Regions from separate parts of the Homo sapiens genome. Here region 1 is linked to region 2. The links are chromatin loops, found by intact Hi-C in ENCODE. Cell type or tissue: OCI-LY7. All regions are shown on one strand. Links, peaks and the distances in the headings refer to the core of each region. The heading gives the core; the rest is flanking DNA. Region 1 holds the start of INSC (INSC spindle orientation adaptor protein). Region 2 has its middle 16 kb from the start of CYP2R1.

The links. A loop is a pair of places that touch in the nucleus more often than their neighbours do. Peaks named below come from ENCODE experiments on the same cell type or tissue, not always from the same donor. Only the 100,000 strongest peaks of a DNase experiment are listed, where the experiment ranks them.
Region 1: a loop joins it to region 2, with 6 times the contacts of the local background. A loop is called at or near these places in 5 of 110 quality-filtered maps.

Annotation. Positions count from the first base shown.
Region 1 is chr11:15,112,345-15,115,246 of GRCh38, reverse strand. INSC (INSC spindle orientation adaptor protein) reads right to left here and starts at 324. Exons shown (of 13, transcript NM_001042536.3): 1 at 244-324. RefSeq lists enhancers at 617-1,150, 1,802-1,851. In OCI-LY7, for the core only: no CTCF peak of the experiment used is centred there; a DNase peak (open chromatin) is centred at 1,676; H3K4me3 peaks cover 579 bases; H3K27ac peaks cover 1,215 bases.
Region 2 is chr11:14,906,521-14,909,422 of GRCh38, reverse strand. It overlaps the pseudogene CALCP. Among named protein-coding and RNA genes, the nearest start is that of CYP2R1, 16 kb to the right of the region's middle. RefSeq lists an enhancer at 1,163-1,662. In OCI-LY7, for the core only: CTCF peaks have their summits at 683 (motif pointing left) and 1,536 (motif pointing right); DNase peaks (open chromatin) are centred at 702, 1,522 and 1,952.

The DNA of each region.
Region 1 (2,902 bases), core at 202-2,701, 210 kb before region 2:
CCACACACTCTGACACACTCGTTCACCCACACTCGCACCCTGGGGCACATGCTAGAAAATTCCACATGTGGACATCCCATCCAGACACACTCCCTCACACTGGCGCAAGCTCCCCTTCACAAGCACTCCCACTGACACACTTACACCTACTATCCAATTAGTGACAAACCTGCACTGTTCCCAACTAGGCTAGCAGAGGCATCACCAGCCCCCTGAATCCAGCTAGGGGAGCTGTCTACTTACTTAGCGTGCGAGACAGGCTGGTAGTGCGAGCGGCCAGTGGTGGCGGGGCGCAGCTGGAGCTCCAGAGGCCGCGCGCAAAGTGGCCGCTCTGCCGGCCCAGCCCGAGAGGCCGCCCCTGGCCCCCGCCCCACCCCCCGCCCCGTTCTCCCCCGCCCGCCCTCTCCGAGGCGGTCGCAGCCTCCCAAGGACCTTCCACAGCAGCGCGCTCCCTGCCAAGCCTTGGTCCCGCGTCAGCCACGGCTGCCTGCTGTCTCCGCGGGACTACGAGGCTATTTCGGTGCCCCTGGGGGGGGAAACATGGCCCTCCCTCCCATCTGCAGGAGCGCTGGAATGGGGACGCGGTCAGGCCTAATTAGAGACCGGGCTCCCCCGGGCCAGGCGGCAGGCACCAGGGTGATCGCCCGGGAGCCGCGAAGCCGTCCAGGCGGGGTCGCCCACAAGGTGCCCCGCATGCCAACATCTGGAGAGGGGAAGGGAATGTGCCGCGATCGTTTCCCTTGGAGCTGAAACAAAACAAGGAGGGATTTGGGTGCAGTTCACTTGCTAGGAAGGAGGAAGCCACCCAGCTTTGATAGACCCCAAACGCCTAGAATGAGACGGTTTATTCACCGCAGGTGCTTCCCTCTGGAACCTTGCTCACACACACCTAAGTCACCCTCCACATCTTGGACCTGCCAAAAATGACGAGGGGTTGTTGCAGAAACTCCTTCTAACTTCGGCACATAAGATCAGACCCCACCCCCCACCCCCCACCCCCGTCCTGGACTCTGTCAAATAGCTAAATCTAGAGGAACTTGATTCCTACCCAAAAGCTCGGGAATGTGGCATTTTTGACCTGGAAGAAAGCTTCCAGATCATTTCATACAACTCCCCCTCCCCCGCCTCCGCCATCTTGCTATGAGGCTCCCAGAGCCCAGAGAATCTTGACCTATTCTTGGAGGTCCTCAAGCAAAGGCAGCCCCTGGTCTCCCTTGAGCCCTGTTCCAAAGCTTGAACTCTCTTACTGACAGAAAGATCTCCTTGACATCTAACCTAAATCTCTCACATGCAAACTATGTCAATTTGCTCACAATATGTATTCAGGGAGAAGGAGCTCAACTCAGTCCCCATGACAAAACGACCACGCCGAGGTCCCACTGCAGCCTTCTCTTCCTTAATGCTAATAATCTCTATTTCTTTTTTCAGGCTCTGGCTGAAGCTAACTGCTGCTCCCTGGACTCGAACACACACAGTAGCTCTCTGATATTAACTCTCCTCCTCAGCTCTCTGGGGGCCCAGGGCTCAGAAGGTGGCCAAATCATTCCTCTCAGACAAGCCAGCTTCAACTCTACCCTCCAGTCATCCAGAACAGCCTGATTCTACTCCCCAAGTTCCCTGAGAGGGGCCTCAGTTCCTGTTTCAACAAGTGCTGTCTAGGGCTGGGGACAGGGCTTGGTGCCGCCTGGCTGGGCATTACCACTGAAACCACAGTCTTACAGACTGTTTGCAGAATCTTCTCTCTGAGTCTGTTTCCGGTAGGGCAGGTGGTATGATAAGAATAGTCTCAGCCGGGAGTGGTGGCTCACGCCTGTAATCCCAGCTCTTTGGGAGGCCAAGGTGGATAGATCACAAAGTCCGGAGATTAAGTCCATCCTGGCCGACATGGTGAAACCCCATCTCTACTAATAATACAAAAATTAACTGGGCGAGTTGTCATGTGCCTGTTACCCCAGCTACTCAGGAGGCTGAGGCAAGAGAATAGCTTGAACCAATGAGTCGGAGGTTGCAGTGAGCCAGTGAGCCAAGATTGTGCCACTGCACATCAGCCTGGCAACAGAGTGAGATTGCATCAAAAAAGAAAGAGAGAGAGAGAGAGACAGAAAGAAAGAAAGAAAGAAAGAAAGAGAGAGAGAGAAAAGAAAGAAAGAGGAAGGAAGGAAGAAAGGAAGGGAGGGAAGAGAGGGAAGGAAAGGAAGGGAAGGAAAGAAGTCTCCAATTCTTCCTCAAAGAAACCTGTTTTGCATCCTGCCTCTACTACTTTCTAGTGATGAGTCCTTGGACAAATCACTTAACCTCTCTGAGCATCAGTTTTCCCATATGTACATTGGGGAACATAAAAATCTCTGCCCAGCTCATGAGGTTGTTGAAAGTATGAAGTGAGGTCAAGGATGTAAAGCACCTGGAAAACTAAGATATTTTATTATATGCTAGAAATAGAATGAGGCTTAGATCATAAACAGATCGATGTTAGCAAAAAAGCCTCAAAGTTCTTTTATTTCCAGGCCCAAACTCTGTGTCTGGGTTTCAGGGTAAGAGAGGAACAGACTTGGTTTGTTAGATGTTCCCTGGAGGCACTTGGCATAAATGCCCCCCCCCCACTTCCCAATACACACACACACACACACACACACACACACACACACACACACACACTCACATCCACCTTCCCAGATACATACGGCACAGCACAGCCTCCTGGACTCCTGGACTCCCCATAGACCCCAGCCACCTGGACCTTCGCTGGCCGCCTCTCCATTGCCAGGGGGCCGTCTCATGGCTCCAGCCTTGGCTGCAGCGACTCCAAGTCTCCTTACAGAGGCCCCTGTGAACAGCTTCTTTCCCTTTGCCCACCCTTCTGGGCCATGGCCCTGAGAAGGCCTGTGACTCAAGGCAAAGCTTG
Region 2 (2,902 bases), core at 257-2,756:
GAAAGAAGCAACATTTCCGAATTCATTTAATGAAACTAGTAGAATCCCACAAAAAGTTATAAGGACATCACCAGGAAGGCAAAATACAAGCAAATATATGTCATAAATATAGATGTAGTAATCCTAAACAAACAAGAAAAGTAAATCAAAAATCATCAATGTGGAAAAGAATGATGATCATGACCAAATGGTGTTTATTTTAGGAATATAATATTGGTTTTACCTCCAAAACTCAATGTATTCACCACATTAACAGAATAAAAGAGAAACACCATATGATCATCTACATAGATTTTAAAAAGACATTTGATAAAACTTAAGAACCTTCTTGATACAAACTCTCAGAAAACTAGAATGAAAAGAATGTTCTTATTCTGAACAAAGATACTTATGAAAAATCCCACTGTTAACATCATATTGAATGAGCATTCCTCCTGAGTTTACAAACACAATGAAGATGTTCACTATCCTCAATCAGTTCTTTTCAATATCACTCTGGATGTCAACAAATGTTCTCAGGGCATTTCAACATCAATTAAGCCTAAGGATTTTACTTAGTTTCCTGTGTATTTGGTTATTCAGAAATGAGAAACATTTCCATGAGTTCTATTTCAGTTTTCTTTTTTACAAATGAACTACTAATTCATCACATTGTAAAGAGCTCTTAGCTCTTATCTGGACAGTCTTTGTTGCCATCTGCTGGTGATCAGCTGCTCTACCTGAGATCTACTCTCCACCTTAGAAAGGGAAGGAATGGGGAGAACCAGCCATCAGAAATCGAACTGACTGAAACGGAAGGAGAAAGTGTAAGAAACAGCAAGTCTAAAACCTCCTAACACATTAGGGCACCTACTGTATTCCAGCCCCCATGCTAGGTCTTCACACACTCACTAACTAGAAGCAGTAGAAATACTAGTTAAGAAAATGGAGTGTGGAGCCAAACTACCCGGATTTTAAAGCTCAGCTTTACCATTTACTAGTTTATGACTTTTAACAAATTACTTAACCGTACTTGTTTTAGTTTCCTCACAGATTGTTGTGAGGATCAAAATCATCAGTCAACTATTTACAACTGTAACCAGCTCATAGTCAGCACTAAACAAAGTACATGTATTTCACAATTATCCCATCTAATGAGAGCTATTGTTGCAAGAGCAATTCTCACAGTGAGCGATTCCACATCTTCGCATTTCACTTCCTAACAGCTTTCAAAAACGGAGCTTTTTATTGTGTCTAACCACAGTCCTTCCAGCTGCACTGGGACCTCTGTCTCCCCTGGAGCCTGAGAAAGGCTGGGCTCCAAGTCCTCCTGAACAAATCAGCTTGCTGGACCCCTTGCCAGTGTGCTCTCTCCTACCTCTTGGGATCCGCCTTCTTGGTATGCTGCGGGGAAAGGAGGCCCTGTTCTGGGCGCTTGGGGAGCCTCACCTGGAGCTCTGTCTCCTGCTCCTGCTCCAGCTCACTGGCCTTCATCTGCACATAGTCCTGCACCAGTGCAGCCAGCAGGAGGCGCACTTCCTCCTCACTGAGTGTGGCCGGGTCTGGGCTGCTCTCCACGGGAGACCTGTGGAGGGGAAGCAAACTCAATGCAGGCTGTGAGTCCCTGCCTGCCCCTCCCCAGGATAAACAGCCAGGCTCCCTGGTATCTGCTTCTTCCCCTGAGGATGTGGCCACTGCGACTCCCAGGGGACAGGGCATGAGGTCAGGGTCCACCTGTGGGCACTGCTTCACCGGGAGCCATGCATGGTTTCAGAGGCACAGAGCTGCCTGGTCCCAGGGGCAGTGGGAGCAGAGGAGCCCCTGGTTCCAAGCTGTCTCACCTGAATGGCGCTGCCTGGAGGCTGCCTGCCTGGCACAGGACCAAGACTGAGAGCCAGCAAGCGGGAGAACTTCTGGGAGCCTTTGTTTGCTCTATGTAACAAGTAAAATGATGCCGCCTTTAGGCAAGTCAGTTAATCCCCAGCTGGGGTCACTGTCACAGCTTTTTTCAGTCGTTTAAGGTAACCTGGTATATTAGGGGTTTCTCTCACCTTCTAGTGAGTGGGGCCAGGCCAGCTACAGCTAAGTTTTCGGTATGTTCACACCTGGATCTAAAGGCGAAAGCATGGTACTCATTACTGCACAGAGCTTCTGCCCTAAATACCTGCTTTCTTCCCTACCATGCCCACCAGCCTAGATCCTTCTTCCCATCTATCCCGGACTCTTTAGAGGATGTCTCGGGCTCCGCCCATTTTCCATAGCTTTTCCAAAGGCACTTCCTAACTAGGAGTCCCCAAGTCTCCTCAGGCTTCAGGTCCCCTTTCCAAGTCTTTCCATCCCTTCACACCTCCTCATGAAATATCTCTCCACGCACCCTTCCCCAGGGCCTAGAACAACATGTGGAGCTGGGGGTGGGGGATTCAGTTGCCCCTCCTGTAGTCTGCCTTGGCTTTGTTCTTCATAGGAATTTAAAACTCCAGGCTCCACACAGCTCTGCGTTTGTTCAGGGGGCTCTCTAGAGTGTCTCCTAGGGTTCCTCGTGTCTTTTGGGGCCCTTCCCCAAGAGGTTGGTGTGGCAGAGTGGCTAGAGGCCAGGTTTCCTGTGCTGCCTCTGTTCCTGTGTAACCTCAGGCAAGTAACTGGACACTATCTAGGCCTCATTGCCCCAGTGGGGTACCTTCAAGTTTGAAGGCATTCATGAATGTAAACGGTTTGGAAGCTTCACAGAGCAGAGAGAGATGTCCAGGCCTGAGGGTGCCGGGTTCCGCTTGGGGTTGAAGGCACTTAGTCCCATCCTGTGGGTCTAGTCTACCATGAAGGCTTTCTGCCCAATATGGCTGAAGAAGGCAGGCTCACTGTCTCCCTCCTTAGGCACTTAGACAGCTGGGGTTATCTTTCCCGGGGCAAGGTCGTTATTTCAATA